Regions from separate parts of the Mus musculus genome. Here region 1 is linked to region 2. A link is a loop called in an ENCODE intact Hi-C map of the cell type or tissue named here. Cell type or tissue: left cerebral cortex. All regions are shown on one strand. Each heading gives the region's core, and the rest is flanking DNA. Links, peaks and the distances in the headings are about the cores only.

The links. A loop is a pair of places that touch in the nucleus more often than their neighbours do. Peaks named below come from ENCODE experiments on the same cell type or tissue, not always from the same donor. Only the 100,000 strongest peaks of a DNase experiment are listed, where the experiment ranks them.
Region 1: a loop joins it to region 2, with 17 times the contacts of the local background. A loop is called at or near these places in 2 of 42 quality-filtered maps.

Annotation. Positions count from the first base shown.
Region 1 is chr2:92,669,370-92,675,677 of GRCm38, reverse strand. No RefSeq gene overlaps it. Among named protein-coding and RNA genes, the nearest start is that of Gm13816, 70 kb to the left of the region's middle. In left cerebral cortex, for the core only: no CTCF peak of the experiment used is centred there; DNase peaks (open chromatin) are centred at 2,425, 3,346, 3,877 and 5,070; H3K27ac peaks cover 4,670 bases.
Region 2 is chr2:92,528,838-92,535,145 of GRCm38, reverse strand. It overlaps Gm13817 (a long non-coding RNA gene), which reads left to right. Exons shown (of 4, transcript XR_374783.4): 2 at 2,830-2,931; 3 at 4,703-4,832; 4 at 5,286-6,308. Among named protein-coding and RNA genes, the nearest start is that of Gm13817, 9.0 kb to the left of the region's middle. In left cerebral cortex, for the core only: a CTCF peak has its summit at 3,478; DNase peaks (open chromatin) are centred at 4,192, 4,978 and 5,598; H3K4me3 peaks cover 794 bases; H3K27ac peaks cover 2,076 bases.

The DNA.
Region 1 (6,308 bases), core at 814-5,813, 140 kb before region 2:
TGAGGACTTATGTATATCTGTCCTAAAACTGTGCAGGGTGGGTCAAGGAGGAAGGAAGTCTGTTCACAGGGAGACCTCCTGCAGAGACTGGTAGCCTGTCCCTGGAGGATGCTGAGTCCCTGTGTGGGGTAGCTGTGGGCGACAGCAGAGGCGGAAAGAGAGGAGAGGTGTCTGGGAGGCAGATGAGACAGGGCTGGGTGACTGATGGGCCGTGGGAGGTGAGTGACGCTTGGGGACTATGAATAACAGCAGCTTCTGGGAGACTGTGGGGGGCAGCCCCCCTACACAGACAACCCGGATGCCTGGCTCAGAGCAGTGCTGTTAGCAAGCTGTCTTCTCCCTGTGGTGCACCGTGATCCCCAAGCCTTTGCCCACATTGCGTCTTGAACAAAAAGATGCGCTACGTATGGGTCTGCCTCAGCTTAAATAAACTACTAGGAAACCTTTTCCAAAAACTTTCTCCGCTCTGCTTTTAGCACCTGACCCCCAAATATGCTATGCATGCACCCACAATATGTCCCTGTCCCTTTTAATACTTGTCCCCACAAATAGCTTACCAACTGTCCCAGGAAGGGTAAGAGTCACTTACAATACCTGGCAGATAGGATACAACTTAAGGCGATATCACACCTTCAAACATGGAATATGGGAGAAGATGGGACTTCAGTATGGGCTGCCCTAGGGTGAAGGAGCCTGGAACTCATCCCAGAAATGCATGGGCAGTTAGTTCTAAGGACCAGAAGCTCAACCTGTGGCTGCAACTCAATTATTGATAAAGTGCTTCTCTAGCATGCGCAAAGCCTCAGGTCCAACCCGCAGCAGTACTTGAGTGTGGTGTTAGAACATGCATGTGATAAAGTACTGCGGAGGTGGTAGCAGGAAGGTCAGCTGTTCAAGGTCATCCTCTGGGGCAGTTAGTTGAAACCAACAGGAGCTATACAAGACCCTATAAATCAATCAATCAATCAATCAATCAATCAATCAATCTTCAGTTCCTTTAAGGACCTGAAATCCAGAGGGGTTGGTCTGCCAGGCCATTTGGGCTTCTCTGCCCCTGCCCACCTCACCCCATCCCTGCCAGTCCTGCCACCATTGAGGTCTCCAGAGCACTGGCCCATCAGCCATTCTCAGAAAGGGAACAGCTCTAGAGTTTACAGTGCCCACCTCTCCCCTGGGAAAGCTTTTCCAGGGGCCATTGGAGATTCAATTTCCAAACACAAATGAGGTTTGAGGTTAACCGCACCTTCATTTCCACGTGGAAAGTCCTGGAGTGAAGCCTTCCTCCCTTCCTTCCATCCTTTGCTGACAAACCCATCCACTTCCATTCCCAGCAACCCACCCTCCACCACTGTAAGGGGAAAAAGAAATGACATTTTCCCTTTACATTGGAAATACTTAAAAGTCCCAAGAATAGATTTATAGGAATATTTTAACCTTTTCTTTGATCCTTGAAATGTCATTGTTCTGTGGGCTGAATCGCCAAGGGTGACCTTTTCCAGTAACCGCGGGGTGGGGAGCTCCTGCTGGCTCTTTGAAAGGAGCTTCATAGCTCTCCCTGCATTCCACCCCTACCCCAGCCTGAGCCAGTGGAAGGACCAGAGAGGTAACAAGGAGGGCTGGCTCCTCAGCCTGATGCCACCACACATGTGACCTTACCTGCCCCACAGAGCCCAGGCAGTTCCTCCAGCTCTGCATGGGACCAACCACTTGCCCTCCCCACTCTGTGGCCTTGAGACCCACACACGTGGAGATGTGTGGGACTCTTCACAGAATGCACTGGGGGAGGGGGTAAGATCAGACAGTGTGTGTTGTATTTAGTAGTTTCTGTGGAAAATAAAAGACCCTTTGAGTTTTTGCCCAGTGGCTGCCAACAATAAGTACTTATTTTCTGAGTGTATACATGTATGTATGGTGTATGTATTTATTGCATGCACATGAACATATGGTGCTTACAGTAGGATGATGGGTGCCTTCCTCTATACCTCTCTATCTTATGGCCTTGAGAGATAGGGTCTTTCACTGAACTGCAAACTCACCTTTCCCACTAATCTGGCCAACTACCTCTTTTCTGACTGAGCCATGTCTCTAGCTCCCAAACACTTATCTTTGAATGCAGAGGTCTTACAAGTATCTTGTGATCTATGCCAGCTTCTTCCAGGCATCTCTACTTCAGGATACAGACTCTGTACTCATGTGGGGATCCACAAAGGGGCTGACCACCTCATGATGAGGTCGCTGTATTAATCCATACAGCCTCTCCAGGTTTGGGCTCCACACTTGGCCAATATCAATCTCACCTACTTTCGGTTGGCCAAGCCAAGTCACTCGACTTGGATCCTGCAATGGGGCAAGGGTGAAGGCGTGGGCTCAGGGGAGAGGGAAGCAGCTATCTGCTGGGCAGAAATCCAGTCTATCAGAGCTTGTAAAGCCTTGGCACCATGCCTGTCTGTGACAGAACTCCGAATATGAATTCCTTTTCATACAACATTGCAACATTATTATGTTTTACGGCTCAGATTAATTCATTATAATTCACTGTAATAGCATCAGCCTTTTGGCTGATCGCACACGCCTTACTGTCCGGCTCCTGTGGGCCATGAGGTATCACACATGAATCAGCTCTCCCCTGATTCAGAAGCTTAATGCCTTTAAGCTTTTAAACTTTAATTATCTTGATGAAATTGTTTGTGGGGGTGTTTCACACCTTCCTACCTTTTTAACTAGAGCCCGCTGAGTGCCACTGAGCCCTTCACATTGATAGACTGGGGCCTCGGTGATGGGACCTGCCCAGGTTCTCTGCTGGCACACGGAGATGCTAAACCTGGTCTGTGCAGCACTGACTGGCCCAGCAGGGCACTCTTTACATTATGTCTACAACAAGTGGCCAGAGGACATCTGTCCTCTATGGATCTGCTTGTCAGGATCAGAAATGAAGAACCACAGACTCTGGCTAAACCCATTTTGGCCTCCCTAAAATCTGTTCTGATGGTTGCAGGGGTGGATTTTTTTCTAACAGACTATTCTAGTGGGTCTAATCTGAGTGTAGCTTCAGGAGCTCACGGTGCTCAAAGCACTTGAGAAGCAGTTAACCTACTCATCCTTCCCTGTGAGAGAGCCCGGTGGAAGTTTCACAGTAGCTGAGGAACTTCCCTTATCCCAGCCCCTCACCCTGCTTCCTTTTCTTTAGCCTTCATCTGCCCCTTCACACCCTTTCTCCAGAGTCCTTCTCTTTTCTGCCCATTTTGCTCCATCCTGCCTCCTCCTGTTCCCTCCCTCTTCTTTTCTTACTGTGGATAGAAGAGGCGTACCAACATTTAAACACATTCTAAAATAACTGGCTCATTCCTTCTGGTGCTGCTAGGCACCTCCTTCATCTTAAATTGCTTTGGGAACATGGGGGTGGTGGTGGAGCTCAGTTGGTAGAGTGCTTGCCTAGCCTGCAGAGAGTCCTGAGTTCGGTCTCCAGAATCACAGAAACTGGGTGTGGTAGTGCACACCTGTAATCCCAACACTCCAGCGGTGACAACAGGATGATCAGACGTTCAACATCATTCTTAGCCTTATAGCAAATTTGGGGCCAGCCTGAACCACATGAGACCCTACCTTAAAAGTGGAAATAAATTTTTAAAAAATCAAATCACAACTTGCTTCTGAAAACACTTGGGTTCTTGTCAGTCAACCTGTGGCTGTCTACCCCAACCCTTGGAGGTTAATTAAGTAAGCTCAGATGTCTTTCCAAATGTGCTAGGGATCACCTAGCTGTTCTGTGGAGGAGCTACGGCCTTGTGGAGCTGTCCTGGGTGCTGAAATGTTTCTCCTGCTCTGTTCTGCAAGCCATTGAAAGCGGTTGCTTTTCCTGCCCAGTCTTCTGAGCTGTTTAAAGTGGATACCAGAGCTTTTCGTTTCAGTTCTGTAACCTCATTGCTATGCCAGTGACAGATGTCTGTCTGCTTCGCTGGCCAGGATTTTTTTGGAAGGTGTTTAGGCCAAGAACAGTTGTCTATGGAAATAACCTCCAGGCTGTGACAAGCTAGCTCCTGAATTGGTTGCACAGAGACCTACGGCAGGGAGGAACCAAACTGACCAGTACCATGGTCTTACCTATACCCTCCACTTGCTAGATGCAGGATATTGGGATGGGCAATGTCTGTCCTATTCTGGACTCCAAAACCCACTTGGTAATGTGATCTACAAGATGGCAATCAACTCTCACGGGGGCATCTATAATTGTAAGGCCAGTTGGGGGGAGATGATAAAGTGGAGATAATGGTAAAGAGCCCTTTACAAAGAGTCAGGAGCTGTGCTTCATAACCTGCCACCAAAAGTTGTGTCATCTGGTGCCATGCTTTGACCTTCATCCCCAGACCTTCGAGAGGCTGGAAAGTCTAAAATCAAGCAGGCTTGTCTGGTGACACCTGCACTCCTCTTACAAGATGGTGTTTGAGGCTTCATCATTGGAGTGGGGTTACCATCTTGTGCTATCATGAGAAATGCAGAAGAGAAAGAGAACCCTGTGCCTCATGGAGCCTCTTCTAGGAGGAAGACTCCTTACTATATAGCCCAGGCTGGCCTCAAACTTTTGCCAACCCTTCAATCCCAGCTAATTGAGAAGACTGTCATGTTGGCTATTAAGTATCAATACCTGAACTTTGGAGGTGAGACATTTAAACCATAAAGGGATAAAGCAGGAGAAAGGGATCGCTTGCTCTCCTGCCAACTCCCTGCTGCTGCCCAGGGCTTCTGAGACAGGCTCTGCCCCCTTGGAACGAATGGTCCGGGTATAACAGACTAGAAAAGAGAGGAAGGAAAAGTGCCTTTCCCAAGGCAAACAAGCAAATAGCCTTTCCCATGCTTTCCTGACACTGGGAGATTTAAATGCAAAATGTCCCTGACGAACACCTGCATTTGAACATGCTGGCTAGTGGTGCTGTTTGGGGGGACTTGTGGAGCTTTTAGGAGGTGAGAACCTAGCTAAAGGTAGTCGGTGACCAGGAAGCAGGCTTTATAGGTTATGTCTCTGGCATTGTTTCCAGCCTGGATTCTGTTTTGATTCTCCCTCATCTAATCCGTATTCATTTATTCATTCATTTATTTTGAGATAGGATCTCTCAAGGTCCAAGTTGGCTTCGAGTTTATTACATAACAGGAGGAGCTTAGGCTTCTGTTTTTCCTACCCCCACCTCCAGAGTGCAGGAGTGTGCAGGACAGACTGGCCTTTACAGCCAGTTTGTATGTGGTGGTGAGGATCAAGTCCATGCTAAACAAGCACACCACCCACTGAGCCACACCCCTATGCCACCACTGATCACTCTACAGTCAAATTACCAGTATGCCCTCATAATGGCTGACCTCCCCGGAGCAGGGACTCTGTGACAGGCACAATCACATGCTTCTCCTCCCTGAAGCCCAAGGAGGGAAGGACTGATATTAGTGCACGCTAGTGGCTAAGGCTGCTAACTCTGAAGCTGGTACGCAACTAACCACCCCAAGGTCAAGGGCTAAAATTCCATAGCTATATTCTCTCCATGTCTATGGCCCTTGCTCATGCTGGCAGCTATTATGCTGTCCTAACTTTTCCCCTTAAGTATAGTTATATATGTATTTCATGCCTCTCTCTCTCTCTCTCTCTCTCTCTCTCTCTCTCTCTCTCTCTCTCTCTGTGTGTGTGTGTGTGTGTGTGTGTGTGTGTGTGTGTGTGTGTGTGTGTGTGTGTTTGGCGGTCAGAGGGCGACTTGTGATTCTCTCCTTCCACTATTTGGGTCACTGTAGTCTCCCCTCCCCCAGCCTGAAACCTCCCGACAGGAGGCCGAAGACTAGCCTCAGCTTTACAATTTGCATTTGAATAAAGTACCTGGACTTCCCCAAAAGAAGTTCTGCTTTCCTACTTTCTCACTGTCGAGATTTTGTCTTTCAAGCAGGTAAATCAACATTCTCGAGCCGGACCAGCAGATGTGCATCCCCGCCCCCCTAGAGCACACAGGTGGCAGCTGTTATCTCCATTCTCAGGACATTTCCAGCACGTGGCTTTCAGTCTGAGCTAAAAATTAGGTTTACCAAGAGGGCTAGAAAAGTAGCTATTTCTATATTAATAAAGATTGGTTTTTATTTTGATAGACAGGCTTGGTCCCTTAGCTGACCTCTGGCTTTTCACCCTTGCTGTTACTGCAATGTGTCCTTAGCTCCTTAGGCTGTGAAAAAAACAGGGATGAAGAGGAACGACTTCCAGCTCCTATTTTAGCCACAAATCGTGGTGTTACTAATGACATAATTATTGCTGAGGCCTTGCTAAATCTGAGGTTGATAATTCT
Region 2 (6,308 bases), core at 857-5,856:
CCATTTCATCTCTAATTGTATTAATTTGCATATTCTGTCTTTTAATTTGGCTAAGGGTTTATCAACCTTATTTTCTCAAAGAACCAACTCCATTTCACTGATTCTTTATATTTTTGTTACTGTTTTGTTTCTTACAATCTACTCCTTTCAGATGTTATTTTTGTTGTTGTTCTAGAGCTTTTTGGTGTGCTGTTGAATTGCTAATATGAGATCCCTCCAATTTTTTAAAAGATTTATTATTATAGATAAGTACACTGTAGCTGTCTTCAGACACCCCAGATGAGGGCATCAGATCTCATTACGATGGGTGGTTGTGAGCCACCATTACAGGTGGTTGCTGGGAATTGAACTCAGGACTCCAATTTTTAAAGTCGGCATTTAGTGCTATGAACTTTCCTCTCACCATCTCCTTTACTATGTCCCATGGGTTTGGGAATGTTGTGTTTCCATTTGCATTCAGCTCTAAAAAGTTTTTCAGTAGCCTTAATTTCAGTCTTGACCCATTTTCATGTAGTGAATTTTAAGTAGTGAATACATTAGTTTGAAAGTATTCTGTTGTTGATATCCTATTTTAATCAGATAGGATGCAGGTTATTTTGATTTTCTTGTATCTGTTGAGTCTAGCTTTATGTCCAAGTATGTGGTTGGTTTGAGAAAACAAGCCATGGGCTTCTTAAAAGCTATAGTCTTTTGTGTTTGGGTGAGATGTTTTGTAAATATATGCTATGTCCATTTGATGTGAGACATTTGACTCCAACATTTCTATGTGTAGGGATAATCTCTTGTGCACTGTACTCAGTAAAGAGCTGAATTGCTATAGCAAGGCAGGAGAAACTAGGCGGGATATCTGACAGAGAGAGGGGAACTTTGGGAAAGAGTCAGGCATGGGGGATGCACTACCCAGACTCAGAGGAAGTCAGACTTAGTTATGAAACTGAGGAGAGGTTTCCAGCTATGTGACAGAACTCAGATTACTATAAACTTGATAGAGTTACAAGCTAATTGGAGAATAAGCCCAGGATATTAATTCATAAATAAGCCTTGGTGTTATTGTTCGGGAGCTGGGGCAGACATAGAAAAGTCCAAATGGTTACAGCTATGTTTAGTTTTTGTTTGGATGACCTGTATATTGGCAAGACTAGGGAAGTCGCCCATTTATCACTGTGTGAGGGTTAATATATGATTTTAGCTGGGGTGGTGTTTCTTTTATGAACCTGGATGCCCTAATATTTCGTGGGTAAATGTTTAGAATTGCAATATCCTACTGGTGGCTATTCTCTTTGATGAGTATGTCCTTCCCTATCTCTTCTGATTAGTTTTGGCTTGAAATCTATTTTGTCAGATTTTACAATGGTTGCACTAGTTTGCTTTCTGGGTCCATTTGCTTGGAATATTGTTTTCCATTCTTTTATCCAGAGGTGATGTCTATCCTGGACCTTCAAGTGTGTTTCTTGATGCAGGAAAAAGATGGATTTTTTTTTCACTGTTAGTGTGTATCTTTTTATTTGGTTAGTATCTCTTCTTTGTGGAGCTGGGACCACTGACATCAGTGAGTGTGTCTATTGGTCCCCATCACTTGTTGCGGAGTGGGTCCCCCACCCTGCTCTTCCAGTTCGCTGGTATGAGGTTACTTATCCCTTGTGTTTTCTTGCAGGTAGTTAATCTTTTCAGAATCAAGTTTTTATTCTATCATCTTCTGTAGAGATGGATTTGTGGGTAAATAGTGCTTAACTTAGTTTTTATCATGAAATGTTTCTCTTTCTCCATCTATTGTGATCTACAGTTATAGTTATTCTGGTTATAAATTTCAGGCTGGCATACATACATCGTCTAGAGTCTGTTGAAAATCTGTTCAGGCCTTTCTGGACTTTGGAGTCTCCATTGAGAAGTCCGGTGTTATTCTAATAGGTCTGCCTTTACATATTACTTTGTCTTTTTCCCTTGCAGCTTTAAAAATATTCTTTCCTTTTCTGTACATTTAGTATCTTGATTATTGTATGTCTGTCATGAGGAATTTCTTTTCTGATCTTGTTTGGTGTTCTGTGAGTTTCTTGAACCATGATAGGCTCCTCCTTCTCTAGGTTGAGGAATTTTCTTCTATGATTTTGTTGAAAATGTTTTCTATGCCTTTGATCTGAGTTTCTTCTCCTTTATTTCTATTATTCGTAGACTTTGTCTTCTTATATTGGCCCAGATTTCCTGGATGTTTTGTGCCTACAATTTTTTTTAACATTCCCTCTACCATTTCTTCTATCTTGTCTTCAACACCTGGGAGTGTCTCTTCCATGTCTTCCATGTCTTCCATGTCTTCCATGTCTTCCATGTCTTCCATGTCTTCCATGTCTTGTTGGTGAGGGTCACTGCTGATGGTTTCGTTTTACTTCCTAAATATTTTTTTATTTCAGTCTTAGTTTTTCTTAGTGATTCTATTTCTTAGTCTAATCAAATTTTCATGTCATTGTTTTCATTATTTCACCATTTCATCTAACTGTCTTGTTTTCACAGACTTAAGGGGTTCATTCTTATTTTTTCTTAGGTCCTTGAACATATACATAATAGCTATTTTGAAGCCCTTGTCTTGTGCTTCAGTTATATTGCATTTCTCAGGGCCTACTGTAGTATTGTTGCTGGGTGCTGGTGGAGGGATACTGTCCTGTTCACATTTGCGTCATTGCACCGGTGTCTAGGCATCTGGACTAGGGATAATTGAGGTGATTCTAGGTGCTGACACCTGGTCTTGTCTTTGTTGAGTGGGTATCCTATTCTTTGTTTACCACTGGCGCCTCGTTGGGTCTTAGGAGATTGTGATGGCTGTGGGTTGCCTGACAGGAAACACTTATGCAGCTTGGAGGATGGCAGAGAGGAATTGAGGTGGCCTAGGAGAGAACTTCCCGAAGAGCTAAGGGGATCCTGTCCACATCTGGAGCGAAGGTACACTGTGAGTTGGAGCTGTGGTGAGAAGAGAGGATCCTACCAATAGGTTACAGTAAAGCAAAGAGTTATCTGGAGAGACAGGCATGTTGGCGCTGGCTCATCCCTGAGTCTGAAGCAAGAGTGGGAGGAGTCTCCAGTGAATGAAGTGAATGAAGTTAAAGTGGGAAGAGGGTCATTCATAAGCAACCTGTCCCTAGGCTGAGGGTGAGAATGAAGAGCTTGTTCTGGTGGACAGGAAGGAGTGTGTGAGTCTCCTACTTGAGTCACTGCCAGATGCCAGGTTCCCAGGTAGAAAGTGTCTCCAGGTCCTGGGGGCTGACATGAAGGACTGGGGATGGGTGAGGGGATGCTGAGGGATGCTGAGAAGCTTCACTGGAAGGAGAAAAGCGGGTTCTACTCCAAGGTTTGGCAGAATCCTCTGTGAGTGGAGGTAGGATGGGAAGACTGGCCCCTGCAAAAGGATGCTGCAGGGCTGGAGATGAGACTAAAGTGGTTGTAATGGGGACAAGAATGAGAGAATCATCTTAGTCCCAGCTCAGTGTGGCCACTAGGGGTCCAAAGTAGTGTTTCTAGGTATAGGCAGCCACTCCAGCTAGTACACACAACCTATACACACACATGTACACATACACACACACATACATACACACACATACATACACATATACACATACACTCATAACACACACTCACACACACACACTCTCATACATACACACACATGTATGTACACATACACACACATACACACACACATACATACACACACATACATACACATATACACTCATACACACACACACATACAGAAAAACATATATACACATATACACACACATACACATACAGACACAGACACAGACACAGTCACACACACTATATTATGGGCCAGTCAACTGGCTCAGTGTGTAAAGGCCACTACACCTCATATTCTGAGTTTGTTTGATGTCGTGCACACATCAGGTGGAAGCAGAGAATGAGCTCCTGCAGGTTGTCCTGCCCTCCTCTCAGGCACCATGACAGGAGCACACACATTAAACAAAAATAGAATATAAAAATGTATGGCTTTCTTTTTAATTTTATGTATATATGCATACATACATATATAGAGAAAATTCATGTGTCTAAAATGCTACCTTGCTTTAAAATGTACCATCAAATCTCCTCCCCACTCCTCCACTGCTCTACCGAATCTTTTCTTGCACTACAATGAGCATGGCCCTGAGAGGTTTGTATGCCTCCGTTGCTGGTTACTATGGCTACCACAGTGCAATGCCTAAAGAAAGCAGCTTCATAGGAAAAGGCTTGTTTGGCTCACAGCTTTGGAGGCTCAAAGATCACACTTGAGTGGGCAGCACTCTGGGGCCACCCTCTGGAGACGGTGTGGTGGCAGGGGTCACAGCGGCAGCAACTCTCCTGAGAAAGTAATGGAAAGCAGAGAGCAGGGTGGGGCCTGGCTTGCTCTTTCTGTAGCAGCCCTCTGCTGAGAACCAGCCTGGGGTCCTCACCAAGCCCCTCCATCCCTGTAATCTCACTAAAAGGACTCTATGCCTGCCTGATGATTGTAACCTAGAAACCAGTTGTCTTGTGCACTGTTGCCTAAAACTCCACCCGGTGATAATTAAATGAATCAGGCACCCCCTGACACATTTTCACAATGCTTTGTCTGCCAAAAAAAGTTTGTGTATTTTGCATAGGAGGTGAAGGTTGAGATCAGATGAATAGAGGGAGTCGGAATGAAAACTAATTCCAAACCATTTTCACTTAGAAACCCTCCTGGTGCAGACAGCAAAAGGCCTGTTTCAAGTGAGGGATGGCTAGTTCAAGGACAGGAGGGTGACATCACAAGGACCAATCTGTAAGCCAGAAGACTCAGAAGACTAAAAAGGCAAAATTAGGTGTGGAGTGGAAAGGGAGGGGGAAGCCCAGGAGTGTTTGCAATTCTGGATCTTAAGGCCATTTAAATTTTAAAGTTACTGGGGGCGGGAGACAGCGTGTATGCCATAACTGCATGGGCAGAAGTCAGAATAAACCTGGAAGGAGTTTATTCGTTCCTCCTACCATGTGGGTTCCGGACATCCAACTCAGGATGTGAAACTTGCGGGATGAGCAAGCAACTCGCTGAGTCATATCTCTGGTCCTTAGGGCCATTTTCTAACTCAACGAGCAACACATACTTTTTTATTCATTCTACAAATAGAAGTTAAACACCCCCTTCGGGGTATAGGTAATTCAGGACAAGCCTGGCTTGGCAGTCTTCTCGCTGGTTGGTGCCTAGTGTGTGTTCTAGGTGGGTCAGGGCTCATCCAGGCTGACAGTCTCTCACCGTCCTTGTCCTCTCCCTTGTCTAGGTAGCAGGGGTTACCTGCTCAGAGCAGAGACAGATGGGAAATTTCTGTCATCATTAAGGTTTTATTGACCAGCGCGGCTGAAATTTCCCAGAGAGAGGAATTCATCTCGCTACCGACTGAGAGCAGACATCCTGCTGGGAGTAGTTACATAAATTCTGTTGCTCAAATTAATTAGGATTGTGATTCATTTGTTTAATGAAGAATCTGATGGCGAGAGGCAAGGCAGCCTAGCCTTGCCGAGTTCAGCCAATCCCGGGTGATAGTGCGGCAGATGGGGTGGGACCAGGCCTGGAGCTGGCTGCCGATGGGCAGAGACAACCAACCAGAATGCAGAGCTGAAGCCAGTGGGAGCCGCTGCTGTCCCCTCCAAAGCTGGTGGCTGGAGAGACGCAGATTCCCAGCTTAAAGCTTTCCCAGCTTCGCCGCCGCCCAGAGGCTTCCGGCCTCCTGCTTCCTCTGTGCGGAACAACTGCGAACAGCTGAAACACACGCCTCATTAGCACCGACCGTCCACCCATTTCCTCATGCCACCCCCAAACGCCAGACTTTATGCTTCTTGGAACACAAAGTAGGGACAGGTAGAGCACCGGCCTGTCCCACCTGCTTCGAAAAGACCCCTCCCCTCTACCCAGACTTCCCTGCCTGCGAGTGGAAGGGCAGCCCCATTCCACAGTCGCCTCTGGAAGCACCTTCCCCAGGTTCTGTGATCCTGGCTCTCAGCCGCAGTTGTAGAGGTAAGAGGCAGGTAGGCGGCCGGAGAAAGGTAGCCCCGGGTGAGGCTGGAGAGAAGCAGGAACTGCACAACTCCAGGAGACGGTGACTGATTGATCGACTATGTAGGTAACACTCTTTGGGATAAGATTTAAAAGATGCTCCCTAGCATCCCTAGAGAAAAAGGTCAAGTCAGATGTTTTGAGTGAGTCTGAGGGATTTGTTGAAGTGGATGCTGGAGAAGAAGAGAAGTCAGGTAAGCTTGGGACTTTTATTTATTGATGCCACGTCTGCAGGAGTCCTTCCTGGGAG